2 separate regions of the Mus musculus genome follow, and region 2 is linked to region 1. Evidence: chromatin loops called from intact Hi-C (ENCODE). Cell type or tissue: left cerebral cortex. All regions are shown on one strand. Each heading gives the region's core, and the rest is flanking DNA. Links, peaks and the distances in the headings are about the cores only.

Region 1 (16,556 bases), core at 7,407-11,406:
AAATAGATCTACCTGAAGACCCAACTATACCACTCTTGGGAATATACCCAAAAGATGCTCCACCATACCACAGGGGCACCTATTCCACTATGTTCATAGTGGCCTTATTTGTGATAGCCAGAAGCTGGAAACAACCTAGATGTCCCACAACAGAAGAATGGATACAGAAAATGTGGTTCATTTATACAATGGAATACTACTCAGCTTTTAAGAACAAGGACATCCTGAGTTTTGCAGGCAAATGGATGGAACTAGAAAATATTGCCCTGAGTGAGGTAACTCAGATGCAAAAGGACATGCATGGTATGTACTCACTAATAAGTGGATATTAGCCAAATAATAATATAGAATACACAAGATACAGTCCACAGAACTCAAAAAGCTCAATAAGCTGAAGTGTCCAAGTGAGGACGCCTCAGTCTCACTTGGAGAGAGAAGAAAGGAATCACAAGTAGAAAGGAAGGGAGGGACATGGGAGGGAAAGTGGATGGGCAGGGAAGGAGTGGGGGAAAGAGGGGAACCTGATCTGGTATTGGATGAGGGAAAAGGACTGAAGCCCTGAGGGCCTGCAGAAAAAAAATGTAAGCAGGCAAGCTCAGGAAACAGGAGGTTGAGAGGACCCTCCAGAATTCATCAGAGACCTGGGAGGTGAGACTCTCAGGATTCAAAGGGAGGGACCTTAGATGAAATGCTTGACAGTAGGGAAAGGGAACTTATAGAGCCCACCTCTAACAGGAAGACAGGACATCAAGTGAGGGGTTGCCATGCCACAGTCACACCTCTGACCCATAATTGTTCCTGTCTAAAAGAATTACAGGGATGGAAATGGAGAGGAGCCTGAGGAAAAGAAGGTCCAGTGACAGGCCCAAAGTAGGATCCAGCTCAAGGGGAGGTCCCAAGGCCTGACACTATTACTGAGGCTATGGAGCACTCACAAAAAGGGATCTATCATAACTGCCCTCCAAAAGACCCAACAAGCAACTCAAAGAGTCAGATGCAGATATTTGCACCCAACCAAAAGACAGAAGCAGATGACCTCTGTTGTTGAATTAGGGAAGGCTGAAAGAAGCTGAGGAGAAGGGTGACCCTGTAGGAGGACCAGCAGTCTTAATTAACCTGAACCCCTGAGATCTTTCAAACACTGGACCACCAAACAGACAGCATACACCAGCTGATGTGAAGCCCCCAACACACATTCACTAGAGGAATTACAGGTCTGTGATCATTCAGAAATGATGCACCTAACCCTCAAGAGAATTATGGAGGTCCCAGGGAGTTTAGAGGTCAGGAGGGGTGGGGGTGGGGGTGGGGGATGTGGAACAGTGGGAGGGTAGATGGGGTAGGGGGGCAGGGAATGGAATATGGAGTGTAAAAAATGAATTAAAAATAAAATAAAAAGAAGTCTGTGAAGATGAGAGGCATCCCTGACTGCCTGAGAGGACTCTTACCGTCACCCAGCACTGAGCTGTGTCCCCCAAGGGCATGCTCAGTTTCAACTAAACTACCAACTCAGCAACCCTAGCAACTTGAGGCTACAAAAGTTGAACAGAAATCAGTCCCCTACTCTCAGGAATCAAAGAGAACAGCCACTCTGTGTCAAGCAAAAGAAAAGATATAGGACCAGATTTTATTTTATTTTATTATTTTATGCATGTGGGTGTTTTACCTGCATGCATATCTTAGTACCACATACCTGGTATCTACAGAGGTCAGAAGAGGCTATCAGATCCCCTTGAACTGAAAGCTGAAGACAGTTGTAAGCCACCATGTGGATGCTGGGAGTAGAACCTGGGTCCTCTAGAAGAGCATACAGTGCTCTTAATCACAGAGCCATATCTTCAAGCCCAGGACCACTCTTGCTAAGCATTAGCAAGATGGAAAAAAATTGGAAAAAGCAAAGAAAGAAAGAGGATGGTGGGAAAAGGAGAAAGTGGGAAAGGAGGAACCCAGGGCCCAGGGTGCAGCTCTAGAGAAAGAAACTGCTCAACAGGCACAAGGCTATGGGTTCCCCACGGCTCTATAAAAGAAACAAAATAAATAAAAGACAAGCACACTTGGTAAGGAAATCCTGTAAGTCGTTTCTACCAGAAAACCTAATGAGAATATTCATTCAATAAGAAGAGGGGTGGAGAGAAAAGAAACACTTCCAAAACCATTTCCAACCCCACCCCACCCCCAGTAAAAGAGAACAAGCAAGGAACAAAATAGACATAGCTGAAATGAAATCCAGACACAGAAGAAAGCCTGGAGATGCTGGGCGTTGTGTCGCACGCCTTTAATCCCAGCACTTGGGAGGCAGAGGCAGGCGGATTTCTGAGTTCGAGGCCAGCATGGTCTACAGAGTGAGTTCCAGGACAGCCAGGGCTATACAGAGAAACCCTGTCTGGAAAAGCCAAAAAAAAAAAAAAAAAAAAAAAAAAGTGAAGCAGCAGCAAGAAAAATAAGGGGGGGGGGAGGACAGAGGGAGAGGAGGAGGAGGAAGAGGAAGAAAGAGAAAGAAAACAACAACAATGCTGGATGCAGCAATACACCATGAGGTTCCTTGGCCAGCTAGTCTAATAGAATGAGCTAGCTCCAGCTTCAGTGAGAGATCCTATTTCAAAAAGGGTAGAGAGGGCAATAGAAGAAGACACCTGTTATCAACATCTGACCCTCAAAGATGTTTATGCACATGCATTTGAATTTACATGAACACATACACAGACAAGGCAAAGCAGACACCTTGTTGACTTCATGAAGCTCAGTGTCACACTATCCTAAAGCCCATTGCCTCTGTGGACATCCACTTAGGCAATATTTTAAAGTCCCTTAAGTCAGCCAACATTATTGTTATTGTTATTAATTTTAGTTTGGGTTTGTTTTCGTTTTGGTTTTTTGTTTGTTTGTTTGTCTGTTTGTTTGTTTGTTTTTTGTTTTGGGGGTTGGTTTTTTGGGTTTTTTTTAAGATAGGATCTTTCTATGTAGCCCTTACTACACTTGAACTTACTATACAGCTCAAGTAGGCTGCAAACTTACATCCTTGTGCTTCAGATGATAGTGCTAGGATTATAGCTATACCTCCCCCATTCTCTGTTCAAATAGACTTACTTGTTAATTGCAGCTTTAAAAACAAAAATCCTAGTGGCTGCAGTCCCCTTCCCAGCACCTAGAGTATCCATTAACCTCCAAGGAAAAAAATGATTTCTGCCTCTCCATCCTAGGCTTGCCCAACCTTCCTCAAATGGCTGTCAGTATTGCACTTTGTTCAATTGAATCTCAAAAGGATCCTGCTTCACGGAAGTCTGTTCTATGGTGTTGTGAGTCAGCCTTGGGATGTGCTGGCCCAGCATGGGGGCCACTTGCAGAGGAGTCTGGTCCCCAGCCCCTCCTTCCCTTCCTCCTACACAAAGGGCAGCTTCACTTAGGAAGCTGAGTGCTCTCAATTGGTTTCTAACTGCAGCAGCAGGTACTAGCGCTGTTGCATGCTGCTTCTGGTTACTCACTTGGAATCAGATCAGCCAAGAAGCTGAAATTAGCTTCATCTTACCAGCATGAAATCGAAACACACAGCGTGCCCTGGGCTTAGGAGAGGCAGGCATCTGCGATTTTTCTCTTCTCTGTCAACACCAGTGCTTAGGGTGACACAGGAGTCTCTGTTGCACAGTAATCTGGAAGTCTGAGTATTGAACACTGTGGTGTCACCAACCTCCTGTAAAAGAAAAGCAGGCAGAGGGAGAAGGCTTCCAGGAGGACAAAGGGACAGCCAGCCACTAAAAGTAACCACATTCACTTCAGCTGGCAAGGGACATGGTGTTCATGACCCTGAGCCATGCATACCACCACCTTGACCACATTTTTTTATCCTCTGGGTTTTATTATATTTTGACATCCTGGGATTTGCCAATGCCAGAGAGCCTGTCCTTTTGAGGGAACAAATTCCTACAGATAGTTAAGGCTGTCCTACAAATACATGGGTCTTAGTTAGGGCTTCTATTGGTGTGATAAAACACCTTAGCTAAAGAAACATAGGGGCAAAAGGGCTTATTTCAGCTTATAGCTTGGAGTCCATCATCCAGGGATGTCAGAGAAGGAACTTAGAGCAGGAACCTGGAGGTTCTGATGCAGAGGCCTTGGAGGAGTGCTTATGACCTGCTCAGACTGTTTTCTCAGGCCATTCAGGACCACCTATCCAAGGGTGTCACCACCCACATCAATAAACCAATCCAAAAAAATCACCATAGGCCAATCCTATTAAGGCATTTTCTTAATTAATATTCCCTCTTCCCAGATATGTATAAGTTTGTGTTAACTCGACAGAAACCAACCAGCACAACATCCTTCACATACAAACCAACCAACCTGAAGCATATATATATATATAATCACCTCCTTAACAGCCCTCATGTACTCAAGGCAGAACTCCCCATGCCTGAGATCAGCCTAGAGCCAAGCACCCAGCAACTAGACACTACCTATCTAGCCTAGAGCCCCCATGATATGTAAACCTGCTCAGATTTGGTTTTCCCGCCTTGCCCATCTGTCCTCATAGATGTTCCCGTAAGGACTCAAGGCCACATTCTGCCCTTGCCTCCTTTGCCTTCTATCTAACCCAGGTGCTTCCTCCTGTAGCCTTGGGTGGTAGAGCATGTCTGTCCTCTTGGGAACTGCACTATGTTCTTCTCTTAAGGTTTCCTTTTTGTTTTTTGTTTTGGTTGGTTGGTTTATTTTTTTTTTGTTGTTGTTGTTGTTTTAGTTTTTTGGGTTTTTTTGTTTTTTGATTTTGTCATTTTGTTCTATCTGATTAAAACAAAATCCTAGATACACTTAAAGAAAAACCCAGCTAATTGTAAATGACTCTACGCTAAGTGCACTTGCATGCCCTGTCTTAAACAATGTCTACCACACTACAACACAAGAATCATTAACTCCATTCTGTATGTGAACAGGGCAGAGCTCAGAGGTCAGTTAACTTGCCAATGCCAGTTGGCATAGAGACTGATCATGAGTTAAGAGTCACCATAGGCTGGGCAATGGTGGTGCACGCCTTTAATCCCAGCACTTAGGAGGCAAAGGCAGGTGGATTTCTGAGTTTGAGGCCAGCCTGGTCTACAGAGTGAGTTTCAAGACAGCCAGGGCTACACAGAGAAACCCTGTCTCAAAAAAAAAAAAAAAGTCACCATAGTCTTCTTTTTAAATCTGTAAGAAATTTTTTGAAGATGGTATGTGGTAAGAGAATTGGGTCATGTTGATTAGACATTAAATATGTTTTATTTTAGAGAGGAAATATACTAGTGTAACTAAAACATGTTAAGTAAACATATTCAAAATTGATATTGGCAAAAATGGACAAAATAATTAGGAGCTTTCCAATGTGAGACATCAAAACCTTTCAGCTTCTATTGACTTTCTCAGTCTCAAGTAGAGGTGAACCCGGCCAGAATGTAACCAACAGGGGCAGAGTCCAGCTGAGGGCATGTCTCCATGGTATTCCCCCAGTGTACTAATGGCACATTGATGAAATCCGCAGGAAAAAAGTAAATAGGAACTGGAGGAGGAGCAACATGTGGTCTTCTCAGAGCTCCTCAAAGTCTAGTCTGTGGACCAGAGAGCCAGCATCACCTACAAGAATGTTAGAAACACAGAACCTCAGACTACTCCAAAGCTAGGGATTCAGAATCTGTGTGTGAATAAGATCCTTGGAGGATTCCTGCGTACAGTTTGAACAGTTGTAGTCTTCTTAGGTCCACCCTTGAAAATGGAGGGAAGTTGGGGAATGACTAGGGTGTGTGTAAAGGATGCAATCAAACACAGATGAATATGATCTCTCCATTGGAGATGGCACTCCAAGTGGGTGGCACTGAGACTATGGGCCTGGCACTTCTCAGGTACAGCAGAACTAATGAAGTTCCCATTGCATTGATTATTATTATATTATATATAATTAGCTTATAAGGGCATTATCAATTGGCCTGAATAATTCTTAGTCATGAAGAAATGCCCTGTGCACTGTGGGGTATTTAGTACTACCCCTGACCTCTACAGTGTATGCCAGAAGTATCTCCTCATATTCTTCTTAGTTATGAACACTAGTAGCATCTACACACATTGCCAAATATACAAAATCACTCCCTCCCTCCACTGAGAACCACTGAGTTAGACAAAGCCATTCATGACTTGATCCTGATTCATCTTTTCTACCTGTGATCATCAGTATGTGGGAGAAAACCCCCAAGTCCAGGATGGTGGAATTTGATTTTGTGGTCAGGAATGAATTTACTGCTGTAACAGTAGTTTAGCTTTCTGCTTCTATCATGGAGAAAAAAAAAAACTAGGAAACTGAAGACAGGTCTCCAGTATGTTACTGAGAAGCCAAAAAAACAGCCATTTTTCTGGCTTCTTTTCATCTATGTCCTTTTAGTGCCCTGCATACCTGGAGTCAGGAGTAAGAAGGTCCCTGGACCATATGTTCTAAAACACTGGCCTCAGGGCCAGTAGCACTATGGCTATTGCTTCTGAGTGAGTCCCCTTTCCCTCATGGGCCTCAGCTTTTAGTTCTGGGTTGGAAATAGTATTTCCCTTCCAATTTTTGCCCACTCAGTGAAGATCCTAGAAATGATGCGCGGATAAATTATGATTCACCAGCTTCACAATGCTGAATTCCCAACTGGGAAACAGATTTAGATGAGAGTCAGTTGATTGTCAGCTCACAGCCAAGCTGAGAAGCAAGTAAGTCCCCATAAAGCCCATGAAGCTCTAAAGGAGAATCTCACCATAATACAGGAAGTGGGCAGCTATTGTCCTCATCTGACACAGGGGAACACTGACCAGCACTGGTCCCAAACCCTTCTAGACTAGATATTTGAGCATAAGACTTTGTAAATGTTGCTTCTTTCTCAGAAGAGAAGTGCTGAATCTCACTAACCAAGCCATCCTCTAGTCTCAGGCTTGTTCCAATACTTACTAAAACCTAAATAAAATGAACCTCTTTCAAGGTATGTCTCAGCACAGGGTTTCACCCAAAGAAACCCAAAGTACAGTTACTTAAAACTTTGAAAAGAAACTGTTACACACCTCAAGAGGAAGCCACAAACAAGAAGCTTCCTGTGTTAGCTACTTTTCCCAACACTGGGACAGAGTACCTGACAGAAACAAGAGAGGAGGATTTTTATTTTGGCTCACAGTTTGAGTAGGAACAGTTCATCATGGTGGGAAAGACACAGTTCATCATGGTGGGAAAAACATGCAGTAAACCCAGCTCCTGGGGTGGGGGTGGGAGGCATAAGGCTGCTTGCCCTCACCTTGGGACAGAAAGCCTGAGCCAGAAGAGGAGATGGTCTAGAACCCTCAAGCCCCATTCCTATATCCCTATGTCTGCCAGCTAGACTCTGTCATAAAAGTTTCATGACCTCTCAAAATAGTATCATTCAACTCCCTTCATCCTCTGGCTACTTCTAGCTTCTTCCAGTGACTCATTGCCAAGCAAAATCTCAGCCAACTGCTGTGTCTGCTAGAAACAGATGTGGCTGCTTAAATCAGAAAAACCCAATTGTCAGAGCCTTTAACATGCAAGGTCATATCAAAGTTCTGGGGATTCTCTTTCTAGGGCGTCTCGTCTCAAAGGGGAAGGCCCCTTACCCTTAGGCCTTCCACACCCCTCAGCTGTGTGAAGCATGACCACTGCAGGTTTCCAAGTCTCAAAAAGGAGAAGCAAACAAGAAAGGCACACTCATACCATTTAGGATATTTCTCCCCAAGTTTTACTAGGATTTGGGAACAAGAGGATGAAGAGGCATTTTTTTGTTACATTTATCTGGTTGTTTATTTATATGTGTGCATACATATATGACATGGTACTCATGTGGAGGTCAGAGGACAACTTAGGGGGGATCAATTCTCTCCTTCCTTCCACATGTTAATACTGAGAATCAAACTCAGATATTTATGCTTGATGATTTGCCACCTGAGACACCTTGTCAGTCCCTGGAAAGACTTTTGATCCTGTGATAATAACAACAAAAATCTGGACAAAATAAAAATCATACACTTTTATAGGTCTTGAAAACAGTGACGGATGTAAGGAAGCCCTGGTAAGATGATTCTTTGTACTCTACATCAGAAGTGGATGCAACTTTTGAAAAATATAAGCAATACACTCTTACAGTGGGCAAATCAGACATGTAAGAATATGAATAGGCAATATGTACACAAAAGGGCTCCATGTCATTGGTCAACAGACAACTGGGAAATGCAATATATACCACCAAAATACCCACTAGAATGGCTAAAATTAAAAATACCCATAGTTGTAAACATTACTGAGGATATGAGGCACCTTCACCTTCCTGTGCTGCTGTAAGAGACTGTAAAATAAAACAACTTTGAGAGACTCCTTGGAAATTTCTTACCCCTTACCCACCAATCCAGCAATTCCATTTTTTAGAGAACTAAAAATACTCTACATGATTTATTCAACTTATCACAGTAGCCTTATTTCTAGTATTCCTAAACCAGAAACATCAATTGCCTGTCAACAGGAGAATAGATAAAATATAATATATCACTGCGAGGAAGCATCACTTGGCAATAAAAAGGAATAAACAGTAGTTTCAAGCAACAACATGAATGAATCTCACAATGTTGAATGAGAGGATCCCCACACACCAAAAGCTTACAGACATGCCATAAAATTCCACTCCTATCAATGTCAAGAACAAGCACTAGAAAGGCTGGGGTTTCTGGTTTAATAAGTTGAGAACAGCCTGGGCTGCATAGAAGACCCTATTTCAAAAGGGGGGCAGCAAAACTAACTAGTGCTTGTGGTTATTTCATGCTTAGGAAGACCTGGAGATTCGTTTGGTATAGGTCAGGGAGAAAGGATGTATTAGAAAGGGAGATATAAGGAACTTTCTTGGATGATTAAAAAATCCTTTGTCTTAAGTAGAGTGTGTTTGTCAAATTCCCTTGGGTCATGCAACTAAACTCTGTATGTAAATTATAGTGTTTGACCCTACATCTATGGGATTGAGCTGATTGGATCAAACATGTTCTGTAAAAGAGCTGGATGCAGAAATCCATGGTAGACCTCTTGCCTAGCATTTTCAAGTCCCTTGATTTAATCCCTAGTATTACACAAAAGTACCAAATATTTTTATCTCTTGAATATGCACAACAGTATTCTTGTTATTATTCCCCAAACAATGCAGCCCAACAGCCATTTCCACAACATCTTCATTGCACAGGGTAGCAAGTGTGAACATTCCAGAGATGAGTCCAAGTCTGCAGGGAGGATGTGGAGCATTTGTATGTGATTATGATGCCAATGTATTTCAGAGTCTTGAATTTCTATGAAATTTTACATCTGTGGGGGAATCCTGAAATTAATCTCATGATTAGTGAAGGCTGTCATACTTAGTTGCTTTTAATAATGAAAGGAAAGAGGACAAAGGAAGTTAGATCTATCACTTGTGCTTGGATCTTGTAACCAGAATTCAATCACATGGCTACAGTGACTATAAGAGAGACTGAAGAAACAGAGCTCATCCCAAGCAACTTAGTCCCTCTTTAAAATTTGGATGTATAGAAACAGCAAAGGTTTGATAAAGAGGGACAATTGAAACTGTTTGTTGTTGTCTTCTTTCTGAAGGAGTTGGGCTCAAGAAAGACTTTAAATACTTATTATCCAATAGCTCTTCTATATTCCCCTTACCAGTGCTACTTCCTATATAGCATTCAGGGTTGGCTTTTCCCTACTGCAATGAGGGAAGGTTTGTATTTCAGCAGTGGCTATAACCTTGAGAATCTGCCAAGAACATATAAATAGAAAGAGGCATCAGGAAAGGAAGGTAGCAGGGCTAGGAGAGAAAATGAAACAGCTCTCATAGTGAAAGTGAAAACAGAAACCTACACAGAACACTCAGATGTGTGGCACCTGCCAACCTCTAGTTGGAAGAAACCACAGCCCTTGTGTTCAGAGATCCACTTGGCTTCTCTTTGAGTGTGTGCAAGACTTCCTTGGGTCTAGCCTGCCATAACAGATGCAACAACCAGTGTTCGTTTAAAACCCTGGGTCCCTGTAAAGATGGCACTAGAGATGTCTGAGCTTCCTCTCATTAGATAATTTCACATCAGTCCTGCTTCCCAGGCTATAATCTCCCTGCAGAGAATCTTATTCCCTTGGCACAAAGAGGCTTGAGTATTGAAGGCCAGCTTGTGATTTTCATTTTCCATAAAAGCTGAGCATAAATTTCATGGCTGTCACTAATCCCATACCTTGCATTTATTTCTCCTTCTTCATCACAATCAGTCAGACAACAAACATTTATGGAGTTACTGCTTTGCTTGGCTCTGGGCTCAAATCTGGGAAAGCAGAAAAAGCTGGGAACACAGCTTGGGCTAGTACACACACACACACACACACACACACACACACACACACACACACTCACACACACACACACACACACACACACACACTACCCACCCCCAATTCCATCACTCCCATGCCTTCCACCTTCTGCTTTCATTATCTCGGCACTGATGTCAGACAGTACCACACCCAAGAACCCCAAGATTTGAAGCTTTAGGGATGACACCTCCCCAGCTTATCCCTCTCCAAATCTCCCACACTAGCCCTGCTGCCAGCTTGCTCTCCCTCTATCCAGACACAACCTCTTTCCCAATATAGACAGATGAGAGATGAGCAAGGCCTGCTTGATGAAATTGGTCCATGGGCTGCCTCCAAGATCTGGCTGCAAGGAGAATGGACTGGAAATTGCACAGTCATTATCTTGGCTGACAGCCCCCTCCCCATCTTTTCTCTATAATGAATTGCATGGAGAGCTCAGCTGTCATGAAAGCTTTTGAATTCTAGCCCTCCCGTCCTCCCGGACATCCTTAGAGGTTATCTCAGCAAGGCAGGTGGAAGAGGAAAGAGAAAAGCTTAACCCTATAAGAATAATTATGATGTATTATTAGCAATTGATGGCAATCCAGTTCAGAATTTTCAATATAGATGCTACTGCCTGCAATTTTTCTCTGTCATATTACACACACACAAAGCCTACATTTAATGACTTCAAAGTTCAGAACAGTTTTCAAAACTAAATTTAGTTCCTTAGAATCATCATCTTATAAAGGGATTTAAATGAAACAGAGATACAGTTTGAATACTGAAGATACTTTGCAGAGTAGGAGGAAATGTTATGATTAGTATGTTTTCATGAAAAGACCACTGGTTTGCATTGATGTTGAGTTATATGGTCATACTAAGGGTACTACACAGAAATCAGAGGGGCCCTCAAAATGGCAGAACATCTTCCCATTAGAATCTAACCACTAGCTTGCAGGCAGGAAGTTCATCTTATTAGTGTCTTTGTCTTCAGTCCTTGGCACCATGCTGGGCACAAACAGAGGTTTGATAAATGGTATCTGTTTGGAAAGAGTGGATGCACGGATCATTGGAAGGATTGATGGGAGTATATACACAGACTTGTAATGACTTATTTTAAAGTGTTAAGAACCAATTCTGTTACAAAGAGGCTGGAAAGCTTGGGATTCAAGTTCAAAATAGTGATGAGTGTTTGCCTGTACTATGTTTTGTATGGTTAAAAACTACCAATACCTGCATATGTAATTTTTTGGCATTTGTGCAACTGTGTGTGTGTGTGTGTGTGTGTGTGTGTGTGTGTGTGTGTGCGCGTGTGTGTGTGTGTGTGTGTGTGCATGTGTGTGCCTGTGCGTGTGCCTGTGCCTGTGTCTGTGTGTGTGTGTGTCTGTGTGTGTGTGATGCCTATGAAGGCCAGAGAAAAAACCTTATGTTATCGCCAGAAATGCTTTCCAACTCCTTTGAGACAAAGTCTCTCATTAGGACCTAGGACTCACTGATGAGGCTAACCTGACTGGCCAGCAAATGCCCAGGGATCCTCCTGTCTCCACCTCCCCAGTGCTCGAGCATGGACGTCACTACACTTGGATTTTATACAGATACAAGGAAATCAAAACTTGAGTCCTCATGCTTGGGTCACATACGCTTACTGACTGAGCTACCTCCCCAGTCCCTAAAGAGATCACATCTAATTCTTTCTCTGGAGAATGGGAATAATTTCTTTCCAAATAAAAAAGAGGTGGGAATTTTCTGGACTGTTCTATACATATAGATGTACAAGGCTATGTAGAACTCATGGAGATGACAGAGTACACAGATTTGTCCTTTTGAAAGCAGTATGTATATATTTATCCAAATCCAGAGAAGTGTTTCCAGTCTCTGCTAGATGATGCTACTCTCTGGAATGGATGCTGGAGCAGCAACTCCAGAAAAGCCAATCACTTCCTTGTGAAGGTGTCCCTTACTTAATTTCAAAGCTGGAAATGCCCTTTATCACCTACAAGATTGACTACATTGGTGAACCAGCTTAGAGAAGTTTGGAACCCATTACACAATTCACCATAGAGCAGTGGTTTTCAGCCTGTGGATTGTAACCCCTTTGAGGGTTAAATGACCCTTTCATGGGGGTTGCATGTCAGATCAGATATTTACATTGCAATTCATAACAGTAGCAAAATTATAGTTATGAAGTAGCAACAAAAATAACTTTATGGTTGAAGTCCCCACAACATGAGGACCATAGTAAAGGCTCACAGCATTAAGAAGGTTGAGAATCACTGCCGTAAGATTGAAATTTAAAAAAGGCAATGTTGGCACAGGGTCTACCTGCCACATGAGGGCCCAGGGGAACCTGCAGAAATGAGAAGTTGCAAAAGGGAAGTTCAAGGAACTTCTAAAAATGTTCATGCTAATGTCATTTTTGTCCTGTCTTGTTTTTACAGGTTTGAGGTGGCCAGTCTACCACTTGTCTTCTTGCAGAGTAATGAACACATGTGGGAAACCTTGTCTTTACTCAAAAAGGGAACGTGTCATCAGCACAAGGTTTAACATGCTGAAGTTGATAGTGAGGTAAGACTCTCTGAAACATACAAACAAACAAACAAAAAACACCGGGCGTGGTGGCTCATGCTTTTGATCCCAGCACTCGGGAAGCAGAGGCAGGCAAATTTCTGAGCTCAAGAGTTCAAGGCCAGCCTAGTCTACAAAGTGAGTTCCAGGACAGCCAGAGCTATACAGAGAAACCCTGTCTTGAAAAACCAAAAAAAAAAAAAAAAAAAAGACTCTCTGAAACAAATGAAGAAAACATTGGTGAGACCAACTGCCTTGTGGGAAACCCTGAACCTCTTCCAGCCTCACAAGTGGTAGAATGATTGACATGATATAAAGGGTTATAAAGTCTTTGTGTGTATGGGGAGTGATATATTCACCTACATATGCAAATAAACATAGCCATGCATACAGAGGAGGAAGGAAAGAGCCCAACTTTATCACTCTTTCTTCAGAGTCTCTCATTGAACCTGGATCTAGGCTGGTAGAACGGCAAGCCTCAGTGATCCTAGACTTCTATCTACACACACACACACACACACACACACCTTTGTTATGTGCTAGGGTTACAGGCATGCATGCACCATTGTTGCCATGTTTAAAGATCATCTGTTTCATTGACACAAACTGCTAAGGAGCCCTCCCAAGAACCCCTCCAGTTCTATCTAGTTTCCCTCCATAACAAGGGACCAGTTCTCCACGTAAAGTGAGCCTTGTTTCTCTTCTCAGGGAGCAAAGGTTCTCCCTGCAGTGAGCCAACAGTAACACTCCTATAACATCCACCTGGTAGTCTATGTCTCTCTTTCTCTAGTTCCCACTGGACGTCAAACAACCACCCTCCTCTGTCCATTCACAACAGTGGTTCCTCACTTGAGCAAAATTCACGAAACAGTGCAGAATATTTTAGGAAAAAATTCCATGACCCTTCCAAATCTGAGAGAGTTGTGTTAACTCATTCCAGACTTCAAGTAATCAGGTGAGTCCTCCTTATCCTTCTACCAAAAGGTATGTCCGTTATGTCATTGCTATGTGCACTTATTTGTCATAAAGTTCAAGACTGGAGTTCAGTGTAAAGATAAAAGCCAAACCGAAGCTCCCCAGGAGACAAGGAGCTCTGCTTTCATAAACCTGGAGGAGGGAATATTGCCTTTCAGCAAACAGTGCTTCTAATTTGATCCCACAAAGATTTCTGCAAAAAGGAAGCCAGTGAGGTGTCAGGAGGATGCCGAGTGTGTGAGAATCTATACAGAATTTTTATCATGGCCACATTCTTCAGGATCTCAGCCATCAATTATTTGTGACAGGCAGTCAATTGTGTATCTTTCAAGAACTTCCCGTTATGTATCTGTCCTGGATTGTGGTGGGCAAAATTGTCTATTTTCTCCTCCCCTTTAAACCTTCCCATCACTTATTGCCCAACATCCCCATGGAATGTCATGAAATGATAGGTTTTCTAAGGCTGTGAGAGAAATTACTCTGTGTCCTTCACTTGCTATTCACAAAAAGGCACCAGAGCTAGCACTGCTACAGGAAAGCAACCTGCATGTGTTGAAGCAGATGTTCCTTTGCAGTCCTCAGGGATTGAAAACATCTGGAGGCAACAACCCCACCCCACTTATGTTCAGAAAAGAGGAAAGTCTCTTCTGTGGAAATAATTTTTCCTTAAAGCAGTAGCCTGAAATAATTGCATATTTGTTGAGGACTGACAGCAGAGACTGTCATGCATGCATTTTGTTATCTTTTGACAGTGGCAAATAAGTAGGTAGAGAAATGTACTCCCTTTGGGGGCTTTTAACAGAAAAAAAAATACAGTTGGAAATTGCACCAAAGAGCATGGCAATATTTCCATACTTTTCTGCACTTACTGGGATAAAATGGGCATTAAAGGTAAAAGGTCTGTTATAAAAACAGTGGTTTTATTTCCAGGTCTCTCCTTTGCCAAAGCCTCAATACCCAGACCCTAAAAGTAGAAGAATACCAAACCTGAATTTCTATCATATGCCTTGTAAACAACTGGATTTATTTTTAACAGGGTCTCACTGAATTTTGGCACTCCATAGCATGTAATTAGCCATTAAACAACTTAGGAAGGACTAACCCCCATCTGTCAGGCCAGTTCCCAGTGAATGATTTCAGGGTGTTCTTTGAGAGCCATATTGTGGTAACTTGATTGCAGGGTGAAATCCAGGGCTCTTAGGAAGGGAGGGAGGCTAAAGAGCTCCCAACCTGGGCTGATGATGTGATATTAATTAGAAAACTTTAACCTACAGCCTCCGACAACGTACAAAGCATTTATAGCCAGTGCAAATCCAATTCCTATAAACCCCCTTTAGTCTTTCTCTCAAGTCTTCAGTGCCTCCAAATGGGAGGTACCAATATCTCCCCTTTCTGTAATATAAATAGACAGGTCTGAGAGTTGTTAGTCAATAAACATATTAATTCCTATCGTATGCCCAGAGGACTGATGCTGGGTGACAAGGTCAATTGTTGGGGTAACAATCTATGTTTGAAGCATTTGTTACATATACGCATAACTCCATCTCCCTGTGATGGTTACTCTTCATCGTCAACTTTATGGGATTTAGAGCCATCATGGCAATGCAATCTCTGGTTTTTCCTGTGAGTGTGTTTCCTGAAAGGTTTGACAGAGTTGGGAAGCTCCACGCTAAGCGTAGGTGGCACCGTTCTCTGGGCTGGGGTCCCAGAAAGAAGAAAATTAGTTGAGGACCAGAATTCATCTCTCTGCTTCCTGACTGCAGATGCAATGTGACCAGCTTTCTCACACACCTGCCACTATAAACCTTTACTTACTTACTTACTCCTTCCCTCTCCCTTCCTCCATCTCTGCCTCCCTCCTTCCTTCTTTGCTTCCATTGCTTTTTGTTGGGTATTTTGCCAAGTAATGAGAAGAGTAACTGATCTACTTTCTTTCCATGAACGTAGTCAGCACTAAGTGGCTCACAGCCCCAATAAAGCCTGCATATCCAGGCTACTTGCAAAAGTCTTCCTGTCTGGCTATTATGTCTGCATCAGCTCTTTGAATAAACACTGGTGATTTTAAGTTCAGAGAACACTAGCATCAGACAGGTATGTGCTGCCTCTCTGAGAATGGGAGAAAAAGGAAACTCCCTGGATTCTAGATGGAGGCCCACATCACCCTGACAATGGAGGATCTCTGGGGAAGCCACTGAGAAGACCTCCTATATGGGTCCAGGGCTGACTGAAGCTCTGGGATGCTCAGGGACAAGCACAGGAACCTACAAAAGCTACATAGGCCTGATCAGCCCAAGACTCCTGGGATATGCACTTGGTACAAGCCAGAAGGAACATCAGTCAGCACAGCAGTTCTTAGCAGCCCACAGGATTGAGCAACAGAGTCAGCATAGCTCTAGAGAGGGATCAGGCACTTGTCCACCGCTAGGCTCATAAGCAGCACTCATGCCTCAGTTGTTGATCCTGACTGATGGCTTAGAGATGTTCACCTTCTGCTGATATTTCTGCTACCATCTGCACCAAGGGGTCAAAGCTGAAACAATTATGTTCATATCTGGGGTCTCTTCTGGCCCCTAATTAGCATGGCTTAGAAGAACAGATCACAAGACAGACAGAACCAAGATAAAACAGAACCATCCTTAGATCCCACCAC
Region 2 (16,556 bases), core at 12,557-16,556, 75 kb after region 1:
CACACTGAACTCTTTGATCTCCAACAGCATTAATTGTCTGGCTATTACAATGGTTTTGGGTGGAATATTTGTCTGCCTCCCCAGAGAATGAGTAACCCAAGATCCAAGTCATATGCCCATCCCCATCAGATTCCCAATAACCACACAGTGAAGGGGAGATCAGTGTCAGTTGCTGCCTGCTCTTCTCTAATATCCCAGCTCCTCTCAGTTCCAGAAGCTATGGCCAACTCTGGTCAATTGGTATTCCAGTCCTCAGCCTCATCAGAATGGCTGATGGCTGGAACTTAAGCCAGTCCTGGGATTATTTTTGCTGAGGCTGTCAGAAAAGAGGAATTTCTTTCCCACAGGGGTAATGAAGCTGATTGGTGGGCATCTGGAAGTTCAGGTGACTGTCACTGATGAGGGGAGGGATGGGGCATGAGCCCAGAGGAAGGTCAACTTAAGGGACAGCAAAGCTGAGAGATGGAGAGAGGCAAGGTCCTAATGGTCTTAGAGACTCTGGAATCACCCATGCCTGCAGCCAGTGCCACACATTCTGGTTTCATCAATCAATTTCTTTGTAGCCTCAAGTGGCTTTCTGTCATCTAGCCATGAGTCCTGGATAAGCCTCCCAGATTCCCTCAGATTTATTCTTCCTTGCCATAATGAATACACTTTGGGCATGAGGACAGTGGCGGCTTTGCTTGGGGTTACAAAGCAGCTTCAGAAGGGGATGAAACTTAGGTTACTGGACTTTTCTCCCCTGCCTGGAATTCAGCGCTAGAAGAGACTCAAACCACTAGAGAATGAGATGCTCACTCAGCAACGACACCCCCCACCCCCCATGGCAGGATCTGGGCCACAGAGGCACAAAGGGAGCCCTTCCAAAACAGTCAATGCATAGACTGCTTCAACTCAAAGGAAATTTTCTGTCCTGAATGATATTCAGAGTCAATGGGGAAACTAAAGGGAAAGCTAAAGGTAATCAGCTCAAGGTGTCATCTCCACCTTGTCCATTTTCTCTACCCTATGGCTGCTGCTGTTGGAATCAGCCTCAAGTTGTAACACTTAATTTAAGTGCCTCTGAGTGGGTTACCTTATTCCATGTTCACAGTGCACCTGATACCCTAGGATCCTCACCCCAGCCTGGAAGGGGTGATTTACCTCAGGAATGGCAAGGCTATTATTGCTGTGATGAAACATCATGGCCAAAAGCAACTTGGAAAGGAAACGGTTTATTTGGCTTACACTCCCACATCCATAGCCCATCACTGAAGGAAGGCAGGACAGAAACTCAAACAGAGTGAGAGAACCTAGAGACAGGAGCTGATGCAGAGGCTATGGGGGGGTCCTGCTTACTGGCAGCTTGCTACCATGGCTTGCTTATCCTACTCTCTTATAGAACTTGGGACTTCCAGTCCAGAGGTGGCACCACCCACAATGGCCTGGGCCCTCCCCACATTGATTATTAAATTAAGAAAATGCCCTATAGGCTTGCCTATAGCCCAATATTATGGAGGCACTTTCTTAAGTGGGGTTTACTCCCCTCAGATGACACTGGCCTATATAAAGTTAAGATAAAATTAGCCATCACAGTAGCCATAACTGTGGGATCTAGGACCCGTGTTTAGGGTACTGAATGCTGTTGAGTAATCTTGGGAACAATCTCCTTCAATTTGGAGCTAAATTTTCACAAAATATTAGTTTGTAATTTTACTGTACTGATGCTTGTAAATCTATCTAGTCTGTACATGTCAGTTCTTTATTACTAAATACGTATAGTAGCTACTTTTGTGTTGCTGTGACCAAACTATTTGATATAATCAATTTAAGACAGGAAAGGCTTATTAGGAGTCACCATTTCCACTCATCACAGTGGAGATAACACGATGAAGCAGCTCACTCCACAGCAGCAGGACCATGTGGCTGAGGCCCCTCAAAGCATGGTGGACCAGGAAACAGACAACAACAAGAACCAGATCTGGACCATAATTTCCAAAGGCTCAGCCCCACTGATCTACTTCCACCAGCCGAGCTTTGCTTTGTCACAGCCCTAAGAATAGTCACCATCTGGGGACAACACATTCAAAATACAAGCCTACAGAAGATGTTTACTGGCTTGCTACATCCAAACTGTGGCATTGGGCTAGTAAGTGATCCATTTTTATAAAAATCCATGTACAGTCGAAAAATATTCAGTTAGCAGCACTTGGGAAAGCAGGCCCTGCACCTCTCCTGAGCAGCACAGTAGTCGAAGGGACATAGGTGAACCAGCCCTAAGGACGAGAGTGAGGGAGAACTGGCCCCACCACTCATGAGGTGGCATGGGTGTGGGGGTGATGACCCCACCACCACCACCACCTGCAGCAGTTGGGAGAGCTGGTCCTGGGGTCATGAGAGTAGATGATTTGGCCCTGTCCCTTACTAGATACAACACTCGAGCAGAGTGAGCCAGCCTCAAAGATGTGAGAGCCAGAGAGCTGACCCAGCCCCTCAAAGGCTGTAGCATTTGGGAGAATGAGATCTGTACCTTGACTGGGAAGCACAATGAAGCTGAATCTGGAAGTGTGGGTGCAGGTGAGCTGGCCCTGAGGGTGTGAGACAAGAACTGACTCTGCTTCCTTCCTACTGGTGACAGCATCGGGTGGCCTAGCCAGAGTAGTGCTGGAGAGGGGTTGGACCAGCTTTGCTATCAGCCAGGCCCAGATACGGTGCTCTGAGATGGCTCACCCCAAAATGGATATTATCTGCTTGGTATGTAAAAGCCAGTCCTGCTATTGCAAAGTTGCAGGATCTCCATGGCATGGGGCAATAACAGGATACCTGGGAGGAGTCCAGATGAAGATCCAGTATTGATGGTGTCAAAAGCCAGAGATCTCGAACCAGACCAATGACTCATTACAGTGAACATTTGCAAGTGAGAATGTATAGACATAGGGATATACTGTGGGAAACACTGTGACATACTACAGATCCCATAATGAGATGTTTTCTATGTTTTTTGTTGGTGTGTGTGTGTGTGTGTGTGTGTGTGTGTGTGTGTTTTATTTTGGGAGGGAGATTGCCAGAGTGAGAGGCAGATGTGAGGGGACAGGGAGAAAAGCGGGACTGGGTGCAGAATGTGAAGCTCACAAGAAATCAATAAAAAGCTTTCAAAAATGCAGTTCAATGACAAGTGGCATAGGGCTTCTCCATATACCACTTAATTGAGCTTTTACCCTCCAAGCAATCTTGCTGGCCCTCTTTTCTGTATATTTTATAAAAAGCTTTATATCCTTGATGTCTTGGAGCAAATGTTTGTTTGGTTTTTTCTATGAATTCCAAGCCAGCCTGCTCTACATTGTGAGATGCTGTCTTAAATAAATAAAATACTTACCCTTGTGGTACTTGGATCTCATGGGTCACCACTGGGGAGGGAATGGCACAAGATGGGCAGAATCAGAAGAAAAATAATAATGTCATCTGTATTTTTAATTTTTTAATAACACGAAGGGAACCTAGTATTTGAATAGTTTAAAGAGTTTTTTTTTTTTTTTAGAGTTTTCATTAAAAAGTAGCTTTGGGGTTGGAGAGATGATTCAACAATTAAGAGCACATATTGTTCTAACAAAGGACCCAACTCTGGTTCTCAGTTCCCACACCAGGTGGTTTACAACTCAGTTCCGGTTCCTGCGTATCGGATGCTTCTGGTCTCCATGGGCATCTTCATACATATAAGCATGCAAACACACTTAAAAACAAATCTTTAAAAAGGAAAAACAGTATCTTTGTCTTTGAGGTATTGACTCTTCTACCAAACCATTTTTTGTTGTTGTTGTTGTTTTCAATAGTTTTAAATACATATGTGCTAAGAGCTAGAAGGAGCTTGAATGTTTCCACTGTACAGAAATGATAGATGCTTGGGAGAATGGGCAGGTTTTATATACCCCTAATTTATATACTGTGTACATATGATATAAGCATTATACCCCCATAAACATGCATGATCTTTATGTTTTATGTATCAATACAAAAGACCAAATTTAATTATTTTTAAGATTTATTTATTTATTTATTTAAGTACACTGTAGCTGTTTTCAGAAACACCAGAAGAGGACATCCAATCTTATTACAGATGGTTGTGAGCCACCGTGTGGTTGCTGGGATTTGAACACAGGACCTTGGAAGAGCAGTCAGTGCTCTTAACCACTGAGCCATCTCTCCAGTCCCCCAAATTTAATTCTTAAAAAAAAAAAATACGGTCAGACACCATGGAGGGAACCTTACTACATTCTATCACCAGATCTTCACAACTATACCCAAAGGTAAGAATTTCAGCTGTTTTAGAGAGCAGTACTCATCCAGGGGTGACTTCCCCTCCAAGGGACAAGTGGCAATGGCCGAAAGAAAGCTTCCACTCCTGATAAACAGCTGAGGGATGCTGTCAGAGTTCTACAATGTGGAGGACAGTTGTACTAAAAGACAACCAAGGACTGACCACCTTCAACACCCAAGTGCTGAGGTATTAAAAAGCTTATTACAGATGAAGAAACTACCTGCCAAGGTCCCCTAGACAGTATAGGAGGCAAAAGAATGGCCATCCAACCTGTAATTATATCGTCTTCCATGGCAAAGGGAAAGAAGTCTAGTTGGAAATGAAGTTCAGGTTCCTAATCCTTTGGCCCTAAAGTAGAGAGATGAGCCTGGATCAGGCAGGAAGCCAGACTGATCGCTAGGTTCCTTGTGAATAAGAAGGGTAAGAGGTTCTGTATCACATTATTACTAAGAATGGCCAAGACTCATTGCTGACTTCCATGGTGAGAGAATGTGTTGACCCCAAAACCTAGCTCAGGACCATTGCACTAGAAGAGGAGGAAATCTAGTCAGCTCAGGGAAAATCACTGGTAATATGTTAGGACTGTACCTGTGATGACTGAATAAAAATGTTCCCTCTAGGCTCATAGGGAGTGGCACTATTCCCTTGATGTGGCCTTATTGGAGGAAGTGTGTCACTGGGGGTATGCTTTGAAGTTTCAGATACCCAAGCCAGGTCATCTCTCTCTCTCTCTCTCTCTCTCTCTCTCTCTCTCTCTCTCTCTCTCTCTCTCTCTCTCTCTCTCTCTCTCTCTCTTCTTGATGCCTGTCAATCCAAACGTAGAATTCTCAGCTACCTTTCCAGCATCATGTCTGCCTGCATGCCACCATGCTTCTCACCATGGCAATAATGGACTAAATCTCTGAACTATACACTAGCCCTGATGCTTACCTTAATACGAGTTGCTATGGTCATGGTGTCTCTTCACAGCAATAAAACTCTAACTAAGACACCCAGGAGTTTGGTTTTGTTTTTATTGTGGTGTGTGTGTGTGTGTGTGTTTTAATGTGGGCTCTGAGGATGAAACCCAGGTCCTTGTATTCTCAAGGCAAACACTCTACTGTTCTACTGACTGAATTATTTCCTCAAACCACCCCTTTATTCTTCTCTAGAGTTATACCATATGTGTTTGTCATCCTTTTTTTCTAATTTATTTATTTATATGAGTACACTGTAGCTGTCTTCAGACACACCAGAAGAATGCATCGGGTCCCATTACAGATGGTTGTGAGCCACCATGTGGTTGCTGGAATTGAACTCAGAACCTCTGAAAGACTAGTCAGCACTCTTGACCACTGAGTCATATCTCCAGGCAGTCTTTGTCATCCTTTTTTTTTTAAGATTTATTTATTTATTATATGTAAGTACACTGTAGCTGTTATCAGACACTCCAGAAGAGGGCATCAGATTTCGTTACGGATGGTTGTGAGCCACCATGTGGTTGCTGGGATTTGAACTCGGGACCTTCGGAAGAGCAGTCGGCGCTCTTAACCACTGAGCCATCTTGCCAGCCCAGTCTTTGTCATCCTTAAGTAACACTTTGTTTTGTTTATTAGTGTTAAAAGGAAAATTTTCACTGGGCATGGCGGCTCACATCCTTAATCCCAGTACTTGGGAGACAGAGGCAAGCGTATCCCTGTGAGTTCAAGGCTAGCCTGGTATACATAGTGAGTTCCAGGCCCACCAAGGCTACATAGTAAGACCCTATCAAAATAAAAGAAAAGGGAAGAAAAAAGGAAAGGAAAGGAAAGGAAAGGAAAGGAAAGGAAAGGAAAGGAAAGGAAAGGAAAGGAAAGGAAAGGAAAAGGAAAGGAAAAGGAAAGGAAAAGGAAAAGGAAAAGGAAAAGGAAAAGGAAAAGGAAAAGGAAAAGGAAAAGGAAAGGAAAGGAAAGGAAAGGAAAGGAAAGGAAAGGAAAGGAAAAAGGAAAAAGGAAATGAAAGGAAAGGAAGAGAGAGAGAAAGAAAGAGAAAGGGAGGTAGGAAGGGAAATTTTCTTAGACCAACTATATTGAATAGTTTGTGTTTAAGCAAAATCAAAAGTGATTCTGAGACTATCAACCAACATTAGACAACTCTTAGAATAGAATCGAGAGGTAGAAAACAAATTGGCTATGACCTCCTCAATCAATATGTCAGTTTGTTACAGATTAACTAGTTGTTTACAACTTAGTTAATTGGTTACTAGAGCTCCTGCAATCACCCAAAACCCTATTACTACCATTAAACTTCTTTATTGGTTTGGTATGCTGAGTCCAGAGCAAATATCAGGGCATATTGAAGGCCATTTACAAAATATCTTGGCAAAAGAAATGGCATACAGTTCACTCTTTTCCAATTGTATTTCTGTCACTCACCTTATGTTCCTGGTACCATGTTTTCTCATGTTGCTATAATTGACTCATTAATAGTGCTCGACAGAATCCACAGAATAAACATATCAGCTTTAAAAAAAAAGATTTATTTATTATTATAAATAAGTACACCAGAAGAGGGTGTCAGATCTCATTACAGGAGGTTGTGAGCCACCATGTGGTTGCTGGGATTTGAATTCAGGACCTTCGGAAGGTCCAGGTCTTACCTGCTGGGCCATCTCACCAGCCCAACATATTAGCTTTTATCCATTCTACTGCTTATGAACTTTTGAGCTATTTACTGTTTGGGGCGATTAAAAACAATGCTGCTGCCGGGTGTGGTGGCGCACACCTTTAATCCCAGCACTTGGGAGGCAGAGGCAGGTGGATTTCTGAGTTCAAGGCCAGCCTGGTCTACAAAGTGAGTTCTGGGACAGCCAGGGCTACACAGAGAAACCCTGTCTCGAAAAAACCAAAAGCAAAAACAAAAACAAACAAACAAACAAACAAACAATGCTGCTGTGAACAGTTGTAATAATTTTATTGGGGTGTGATGTATCTCACCATAAAATTTACCCACCACAAAGAGATTATTAACTCATATGGTTGTGCAAACCTCACCACCATAAGTTTAGTAACACTTCCATCATGACCAGAAGGTCTTTCATGCCTGTTTGCAGCCAATACCACCTGCTATAGACCACCACTGATCTGCTCTCTGGCACAGTCTTTTCTAGAAATTTCATATAAGTAAGTTGCAGACAACAGCAGTCTATTGTGTCTGACTCCTTTCTCAGTGCATAATGTTTTGAGGTTCATCCGCCTTACTCCATGTTTGATCTTTTTCAGTGCTGAAGACTATTCCACTCGGTGCCTTTGCTTATTATTGCCCAGTAAATAAAACCTTGGTTGAATTTCAGGTTCTGGATGAGAGACGCTCTGAGAATATTTGCATGCAAGGCTTTGTGGAGAGCTGTACTTTCATTTCTCCAGTATAATTAGTGGGACACAGAGTAATTTTATGTTTGATTTTTTTTTCTTAATTTGAAACACACTGTTCCCAGACTGGCCTCAAATTTGTAATTGTTCTGACTCAGCCTCCCCAGTGAAAGCAGATGTCATCAGGTCTGGCTGTATGTTTGACTTTTCTCTCTCTCTCTCTCTCTCTCTCTCTCTCTCTCTCTCTCTCTCTCTCTCTCTCTCTTTTTAAGTGCTGGAGATGGAACCCAGAACCTTGCCTATGCTCAGAAAGTGCCCTACCACTGAACTATACCCACATCCCGTGTTTTAACTTTTTAAAAAAACTATGTACCTGGCAGACAGTTCTTCAGATACTAACCCTGCGCCGTGTTCATACCAAAGTGAACAAAATAAACTTGTTTTCCAAGGTGACTGGGCCATTTTGCATTCACCACTTCTGTCAGAGCAGGACTGAAGATGAGTGAGAAGAAGATGGTCCCTTAGGGGGTGAATGAGTAGAGTGCTAAGGCCAGATGTAGAGAATTCTAAACAAATCACCCACAGCCCATCCACAGGTAGCAATAGTCAGAGATCTGAGGGTTTAGAGAAACCCCACTACCATCCAGCTGTAAGACGCTACACATGTTTTCAGCCTACCTACCTGAACCCCTCATTCACTTCTGTGAAACATGTATAGCAGCAGGTAGGTCTAAAGAACAAGAGAAATCAAAGCACCTGGGCTCATGGGCTGAATTGCCAGGTGCCGTGGTGTTGAAATCAGTACCCTCAGCTGGGAGACTGTACCCAAGGCAAGAGAGAAGAGATGCCCTGACTGGAGTCTCCTGATTCCCTTCCAGTCCTCGTCCACATATACAGAATTGTCATATAGTACAAGGAAAGGTGACCCACTCTTGATTCCAGCACTTAGGTGGTGGAGGCAGGGGGATCCTGAATTAGAGACCAACCTGGGCTACATACACATTAAGTCCCAGGCCAACCTGAGTTGCATAGTTAGACCTTAGCTCAAACAGGGAAAGAGGAAGGAGGTAGGGGAAAAGGTAAAAATAACCTGACATGGGTATCACCTCTGCCTGGCCAGAACAATGCAAAGCTTTTTGACAAGTGACAAATACATTTTCAAAGTTCCAAAGGAGAAATAAAGCCAGTTGCAAGTAAAAGGACCCAACTCCAAGTGCCCTAATCACAAAGACACTTAATTATGTGTCTTGTAACAAGTCACCAACAAAAATGTCAACACAGCTTCTTAAAAATAAGCATTACCCATAACCCACCACTGTGCCAGCTTTATCATGAAGCCTTGTTACCTCAGGTCTACTCCAGCTCCATTACCTGAGCCGAGGAAGGGGCCTCTGAGTTGTTTAGCTTTTTGTTATGTGAACTTTCCTTTTTTTTTTGAGAAATTTATATGTGAATGCTGTGTTTCATCATTTCCTTTCTTCTTTTCCTTCCTCCAATTTCTGTGTTCTTCCACTACTAATCCATCCTTCCTTCCTTTCCTTCTCCTCCTCCTCCTCTTCTTCCTCCTCTTCCTTCTTCTTTAGATAGGGTCTCATTATGTATATCAGGCCAGCCTCAAACTCAAAGAGATCCACCTGTCTCTGCCTCTGAAGTGCTAGGATCAAAGGCATGTGTCACCCTCCCAGCTTATTCATTAGTTATTATTGTTACATATATACATATAAATTTATAAACATAACCTGCAGACTCTTTTTAGTGTTGCTCCTATGTGTGTTAGAGCTGACACCTGGGATTAGATACCCTATTGGGCTCATGCCTGTAGAAAACTTCCTCTCTCAACAACCATTAATTACCTGTAGTTCTTCATCTAGGGCTGGGACCTTGTGAAATTTCCCCTGTTCGTACAGACATGTTGTCATTTTTCAGGTCTTATTTAGGCAGCCATACTGTTGAGATTTCATGAATGCAGCTTCCTTTCATATACAGAAGGAGAAAACTCCTAACAGATAACTACTTACATCTCAAGTTCAAGGAGGACTGGATCACTAGCCTTCTCCCCTCTCACTGGGAACTATAAACTAAGCTGTCTGCTTGCTAAAATAAGTTACAAGGTGAAGGTGGAACATAGATCTAGCAAAGCAAGGCAGGGTGTCTGCCATTTTCCCAGAGGATCTCCTTCAAGGTTCACAGGAAGGGACTGGGGCCCAGAGACCTTAGGTCTCTCATCCAAAGCTACAGGTCTCTTCAAAGACCCCACCAGGGACCAATAAAGCCACTTCACCCAGGAATGTCTCCACTCTAAGATTCCATAGACTCTAAGATTTCATAGACTCTAAGACTCTAAGATTCCATAGAGTCACAGAGGGCAAAGCCCAAAACTTGGCCAGTTATGGCATGGACAAGGTCAAGGCCCTTCAGATTCCTCCAGTGCCTCTCTGACTTGGGCCTACCTACTAAGTCTACAGCATGGAAGTGGATAGGAAAAATCCCTTTGAGGTATTTCTCAAAGTCTAGCAGAAAGGCTAGTGAGAATGCACTGCCCAACAAACAATATCTCTAGCTTCTTAAAGCCTGGACAAACTGCCCCATCACCCAGGAAGATATCTGTTATCTGCTCTGCCCTAGAGAGAACCGGAGAATTCATGGTCAGGCTGAGGCCTTTGTTCAGAGACAAAAAGTAAATGTTAATTTAGCCCAGATGTGGAGCAGTCACCCACTCTGGGATTTTCAAAGTCACTAACGGCAAAATCTCCCTTTGTGTAGAAGCCATGTGTGCACCTAGGGACATTTAAAAGGCATTTGTGGAGCCAGCCATAATGGCGCACGCCTTTAATCCCAGCACTTGGGAGGCAGAGGCAGGTGGATTTCTGAGTTCGAGGCCAGCCTGGTCTACAGAGTGAGTTCCAGGACAGCCAGGGCTACACAGGGTTTTGTCTCGACAAACAAACAACTCCCCCCCCCCAAAGAAAGGCCTTTGTGAGGCTTGATAGACGCCCAGTGTAGGGGAATCGAGGGTAGGGAGGTGGAAGTGGGTGGATGGAGGAACACTCTCATAGAAGCAGGGGATTTCCCGGAAGTGGGGGGCGGGAAAAGGGATTAGAAATGTAAATAAAGAAAATATCCAAGAAAAAAGAAAAAAAAGTTAGATAGATAGATAGATAGATAGATAGATAGATAGATAGATAGATAGATAGATAGATAGATAAAAGGCCTTCATGATCTTTTTCTTTCTGGGCCAAACGCCTATGTAACACTTGAGAATGAGTAAGGGTGGCAGTGAGAAGCAGTTGTGTCCCAGGATACTCACACTCCTACATCCACCCAGGACCTCTCTGTACCATCACCCATGCCCTGAGGCTGTAGGAACTAGACAAGGCATTTGATCTTACTCACATAAACATTTTAGACTTGGGCTGTCAAGATGCTCAGCAAGTAAAAGTACTTTCCTTGCAAGCCTCACACAGTCTAAGATCAATCCCTGGAACCCACTCAAAGGTAGATGATGCTACTCCTGAAAATTGTCCTCTGACCTCCACACTTGTGCTTCAATGCCTCTCTCTCTCTCTGTCCCTCTCACACATACACACACACACACGGGGGGGGGGGGAGCACACAAAAACACAATAATAGGTTTTTTTTAAGCTTTTTTCTCACTCAACCCAAGGACTAAGAAACATATGGAGAAGCACAAAAGTCCTGTTTCTTGTTTCCTCCAGCCTGTCTTAGAGGAAGCAAACATAGTAACCAGAAGGTTTAAACTTTGCTTGTTGAAGTTTTTCTCAGAATAGAATTCTCCTTCTTCAGAACTTGAAAACTTTGCATTCACTGAAGGTATGCAGGCTGCATAGACAGATGTACAGAGTGGAATTTTCCATTTATAGAATAATAATCTTCATATCACTCTGGGGGCCACCATGCTTGTGGTAAGAACTCAAGTTCAGTGTCAGCAAAACTGCCAGGCTTCTGTGGGAGACTTGTTTATTTTTGGTGCTGGTGGCAGGGTGGTGGGGGTGGGCATAAAGGGTGATTTTGAACTTGAGTTCAACACAAACTTTAAAAAAGGAACTACACTGTCAAGTGCAGAGTATCCCTGCCTGGCTTCAGGTCTCTACCAAACAGTGGAAACTAGGACATGAGAAAGAACATGAAATGTATCTTCAAGCCCTAACTTGACAGTTGATCAGAATAGAAGCCCTTTTCTGGCTTCAGGTTCTGTCCCTGTCACCAGTGGGCTCTGTACAGCTCCCTGCAGGCAGGAGCTCATGTAGAATCTCTTGTGCAATGTATGGAAGCATCATTGTCAATTTTTTTTTTTAAGATTTATTTATTATATGTAAGTACACTGTAGCTGTCTTCAGACACTCCAGAAGAGGGCGTCAGATCTTGTTACAGATGGTTGTGAGCCACCATGTGGTTGCTGGGATTTGAACTTCAGACCTCTGGAAGAGCAGTCGGGTGCTCTTACCCACTGAGCCATCTCACCAGCCCCCATTGTCAATTTAAAAAAGCCTATGGCCAATCAGCTGAGTCAGGAAGTAGGAGATTGGGGGAGGGGGGAGGGGGGAGGGAGGGAGGGAGGGAGGGAGGGAGGGAGGGAGGGAGAAAGAGAGAGAGAGAGAGAGAGAGAGAGAGAGAGAGAGAGAGAGAGAGAGAGAGAGAGAGAGAGAGAGAGAGAAAGGAAAGAAAGAAAAGAGTTGAGTTCTGGGAAAGATTTAGGCACGGGAGATTTGCCCCAAACTTGGAGGACACAGATGCATGAAACTGAGAAATAAGCAGCCACGTGACATTCACAGAATAAAATAAATGAGGAGATCCGCCCCAGAACACTGAAGGAGACAGTTGCGTGAGACTGAGGAGTTAGACTACAATGAACAGGTTATGAGCTAGTCGAGAAACAAGCCAAAATTATTGGTGTAGGCATTTACTCTTATATAAGAAGTCACAGAGTCATTGTATTTCAGGGAACAAAGAGGCTGGGTGGAAAAATCACAAGGCTATAGGCTCAAGCAAAGCCGCACAATTCCAACTTACTTCTTTCCAGCTACGCACCGATGTAAATACAAACTTAGCCTAAAAAAACCTTCTGTGCTGTGGTGTTCAGGGTGGTCGCCTGCCTTGAGTCCTGATTCTAACCGTGACATAGTCACTGTTTGACCTTCAAGAACTCCATCTCTTCTTGTGGGGGGAGGGGTGTCCTCATTTTCTTCACCTGTAAAGACTAAATTAGATGATCCCAAAGATCCCTCTTACAAGTGATCTGTTTCACCCGCACATTCATTCTAACCCTAACCCAAACCAGAACCAAATTCTGAGCATCCTTTGTATAACCCAACAGACACACTGTGGCATTGGTTTGCCTTACTGGCCTTCATTGGACTTTGCTGGCGGATGCCGGTCTTCACTGACAATGCTCTGACATTGGCGTGATTTCTTTGCTGATCTTCACTTTTCGTGACTTCATAGAGAGTAACTTGCAAAAACAAAAAAAAAAAAACCCTCATATTTTGGCGGCTTCCTGCCACTTCCATGGACCCACGCCCATTGTTGGAGCCTCATGGTTTCTTCTGGATTGGTCTGCAGCTACTGATTCATGTTTGGTGACACTATTGAACTGGACTGCTGATATCCTGACAACAAAGGTCGGAATAACTACTTCTAAACAGGTCCATGACCCCCTTGTCCTATTAACCGTTCTTCCTCCCCTACCTTTGGTAGGCTATAAGGTAGCCTGATGTGTTGAAGAACCTTTATTGAAGTAGGTTTGTAAAAAAAAAAAAAAAAAAAAAAATCTAAGCCAAAACATGTGAATGTGACCTACCACCCAAAGAAAACTCACAGCATCAGAGGAGAGGTCTTACCACCTTGCTTCCATTGACACTGTACGGTACAGAGTGGGAAAGCTAGATCAGCCCTCTCCTCTGCAGAGCATTTTCTGACCCTCATCCTAGGTCACATTCCAGAAGAGTCCTCGGTGTCTTTTCCTAGTTTCAAATTATTTTTTGAGGTTGTTGGTGTTTATCACTTTAAGTTGCTTCTTTTCCAGGGAAGAGCAAGACTACTTCTTTCCCTCCTAGTAAGTCCTTTATTTTCCAGGGTTTTACCAAAAAGAGAAAATGTTATCTGTTTCAAAGCATTGAATATGCTGTTTTTCAAGTTCCACAGACCCTAGATTTCCATATAAGCACCCTGAAGAGGAGCTTCACACAAACTGGTCCGTAGTAAGAATTTCTAGCCCAGTTGTAGCCTCCACCTAACCTAAGTAAGTGAACAGCCTACGGCCCCAATTTCTGAACACCTGTTGGACCTGTTTTGATCCTCCACTACTCACTACCATATAAACTATATAAATCGTGAGCTTCCTCCCTGAGCCTCAAAGTTTGTGGGAGGACTTCACCCTGTGGAAAGTGCTCCAGAGCGCTGTGCCAACTGAAGTCACTGGGTCTTTAGCTGGGCTCTGATGGGAGCTAGCGCCTAGCCTTGCCTCCCCCAGCTTTTCTTGCTGATGATGATAAAAAGGAAAGTGGTAGCTTCAAACCATAAACCCGGTCCAGCCAAACCTGCAAGTGGATGCAAGTGCATCCCAGTTGCTTCATTGCGATCTGTGCCATTGGCATCCTCAATACCCCGCAGTGAAAAAAACAAAAACAAAAACCCAAGCTGGGTTACCGGCTGAGGTCTCCACGCTCGTGCAAAAGCAAGCCCCAGCCACCGCCTCATTCAGTCGCTTTCTGCACAGCCATTCCCTCCCAGCAAGCGCCGCCCGCCCCTTCCCCGATCGCCACCAATCAGCGTCCCGACCGGCGCCCGCGGAGTCAGGTCCGCAGCCATTGAGCGCCAGGGCCCGAGGCGGCGCCTCACCCGCCCCCTCGCAGGATGCCAGGCGCCCCGCAGCTGGTGAGGTGGGCGCAGCGCACGGGGCGCAGGAAACGCGCGGGGCTGGAGAAGAGCGCGCGCCCGCCTCCGCTCCGCCTCCGTCCGGGGGCGCGGGCGCAGTGGCCCGGGCGGAGGATCGCAGGGGGCAGGGCCGAGACAGCGAGGAGGGGCACAGGAGAAAGCGGGAGCGATAAAAGGAAGCAAGGCTGCCCTACCCCACGGCAGGCCGGCGGGCAAGCTCCTGCGTCCCTTCCGTCTGGCCCTTGCCGGCGGCGGCGGCGGGGAGGCGCGCGGCCCGCTGCCGGCCCATGGAGGCTTTCCCTTGGGCGCCACGCTCGCCCCGCCGCGCCCGCGCCCCCGCGCCTATGGCGCTCGTGCCCAGCGCCCGCTACGTGAGCGCCTCGGGCCCGGTGCACCCGCAGCCCTTCAGCTCCTGGAACGACTACCTGGGGCTTGCCACGCTCATCACCAGGGCTAGCGACCGCGGCTCCCCGCATGAGGGGCCCGGGCCCACGGCGGCGGGGCCCACGATGGGGCCGCCCGAGGACGATGAAGACGATGACGGCGAAGAGCCGGAGGCCGGGGGCCGCTACCTGGGCGGTGCGTTGGAACTGCGCGCACTAGAGCTGTGTGCCGGCCCCGCTGAGCCCGGGTTGCTGGAGGAGCGCTTCGCTGAGCTGAACCCGTTTGCAGGGCGCGCCGCCGCGGTTCTGCTGGGCTGCGCGCCCACCGCCTCCACCACCGCCGCCGCCGCATCCACGGCCGAAGTGACGCCGCGCGAAGAGCCAAGCCCTGCGTGGGCTGCCGAGCCTCGTCTGCACGCGGCTTCCGGGGCGACCGCCGCACGTCTGCTGAAACCGGAGCTTCAGGTGTGTGTGTTTTGCCGGAACAACAAGGAGGCGGTGGCGCTCTACACCACACACATCCTCAAGGGCCCGGACGGCCGGGTGCTGTGCCCGGTCTTGCGCCGCTACACGTGCCCCCTGTGCGGCGCCAGCGGCGACAACGCACATACCATCAAGTATTGCCCGCTCTCCAAAGTGCCACCGCCCACCGTCCGCCCGCCGCCGCGCAGCAACAGGGACAGCCTGCCCAGCAAGAAGCTGCGCTAGGAGCGGGCTGCATCAAGCTGTGTACACCTGAAACCTGCGCTCCTCTCCCTTGCCTCAATTTGGGAAGTCGTCTTGATTTTACGGAAGCCGCAGGAGCGCAGCACTTTCTTGTGGAGTGGTCGGTCTCTGACGTTGAAATCTTGAATTTTGTCCCTAGTTTCTAAAACGCGCATCCAGAACGGTGAGGGCTGAGCGGGTGTACCACCGGTTGAGTTGCGGTGAATGAGGCGCTGTTTACTGTATACGTCGGCCTAGTTTAGGTGCGCAACCGTATGAAATTGTCTCTCATCTTGGATGTTTCGTTTTATGAATGGAGGCACTTTATAACGTCTAAAGTATTTTTAATAGCCTCTGAACTGAGTGTAAAACTAACAATTGTATGGAATGTCGGCAAAATGACTTTTATTGTTTGATGCAATTAATTTATTTTAGTTTGTCATTCTAATTGCAGGTAAAGCAACTTAGTGCACTTCCCAGTATTGAGAGGGTGTTCTTCCTCGTGGCTTGTTTCTGTCCTAGATGGGAGGCTTAAAGGCACAATCTGTAGCAGGTAGAATACAGTTCCTTATCCTTTTATGCATCAGATATTCTGAATTAGCAAGTAGTCTTTCCAATCCTTAAAATTAACTGTGCCAAGGCTTAATCATATCGTGTACATATTTGGAAACGGTGCTGTTTGAGAGACGTGTATTTATACAGTGACAGTATTATGAATCCATTAATCTCCCCAGTAACTCCTGCTTAGCATTTTCTCTATGCACTACCCCGATGGTCCAATTCTTTGTGTCTGATGCTAAGACATTTCCTCCTCAGAAAGGAGGAAACCTATTTAGAGCAGTGTTAACCCACCTTGATTGCTCAAGTTCAGGGTTCCTAAATAGAAAATGGGGAACTATAATGCAATAACTCGAGTTCCAAAAGGTTCTACTCTGGGCTGTTTGCCTTTCA

Evidence for each region. Hi-C counts contacts between places; a loop is a spot of excess contacts. Peaks named below come from ENCODE experiments on the same cell type or tissue, not always from the same donor. Only the 100,000 strongest peaks of a DNase experiment are listed, where the experiment ranks them.
Region 2: a loop joins it to region 1, with 9 times the contacts of the local background. A loop is called at or near these places in 3 of 42 quality-filtered maps.

The regions. Positions count from the first base shown.
Region 1 is chr19:60,671,808-60,688,363 of GRCm38, forward strand. It overlaps Gm34406 (a long non-coding RNA gene), which reads left to right. Exons shown (of 3, transcript XR_386854.3): 2 at 12,805-12,931; 3 at 13,722-13,889. It overlaps Gm34459 (a long non-coding RNA gene), which reads right to left and starts at 4,667. Exons shown (of 4, transcript XR_386855.3): 1 at 3,527-4,667. In left cerebral cortex, for the core only: no CTCF peak of the experiment used is centred there; DNase peaks (open chromatin) are centred at 7,464, 9,216, 10,008 and 10,588.
Region 2 is chr19:60,741,462-60,758,017 of GRCm38, forward strand. It overlaps Nanos1 (nanos C2HC-type zinc finger 1), which reads left to right and starts at 14,526. Exons shown (of 1, transcript NM_178421.3): 1 at 14,526-16,556. The coding sequence starts at 14,805. The coding sequence ends at 15,608. In left cerebral cortex, for the core only: a CTCF peak has its summit at 14,389; DNase peaks (open chromatin) are centred at 14,434 and 15,348; H3K4me3 peaks cover 2,693 bases; H3K27ac peaks cover 1,607 bases.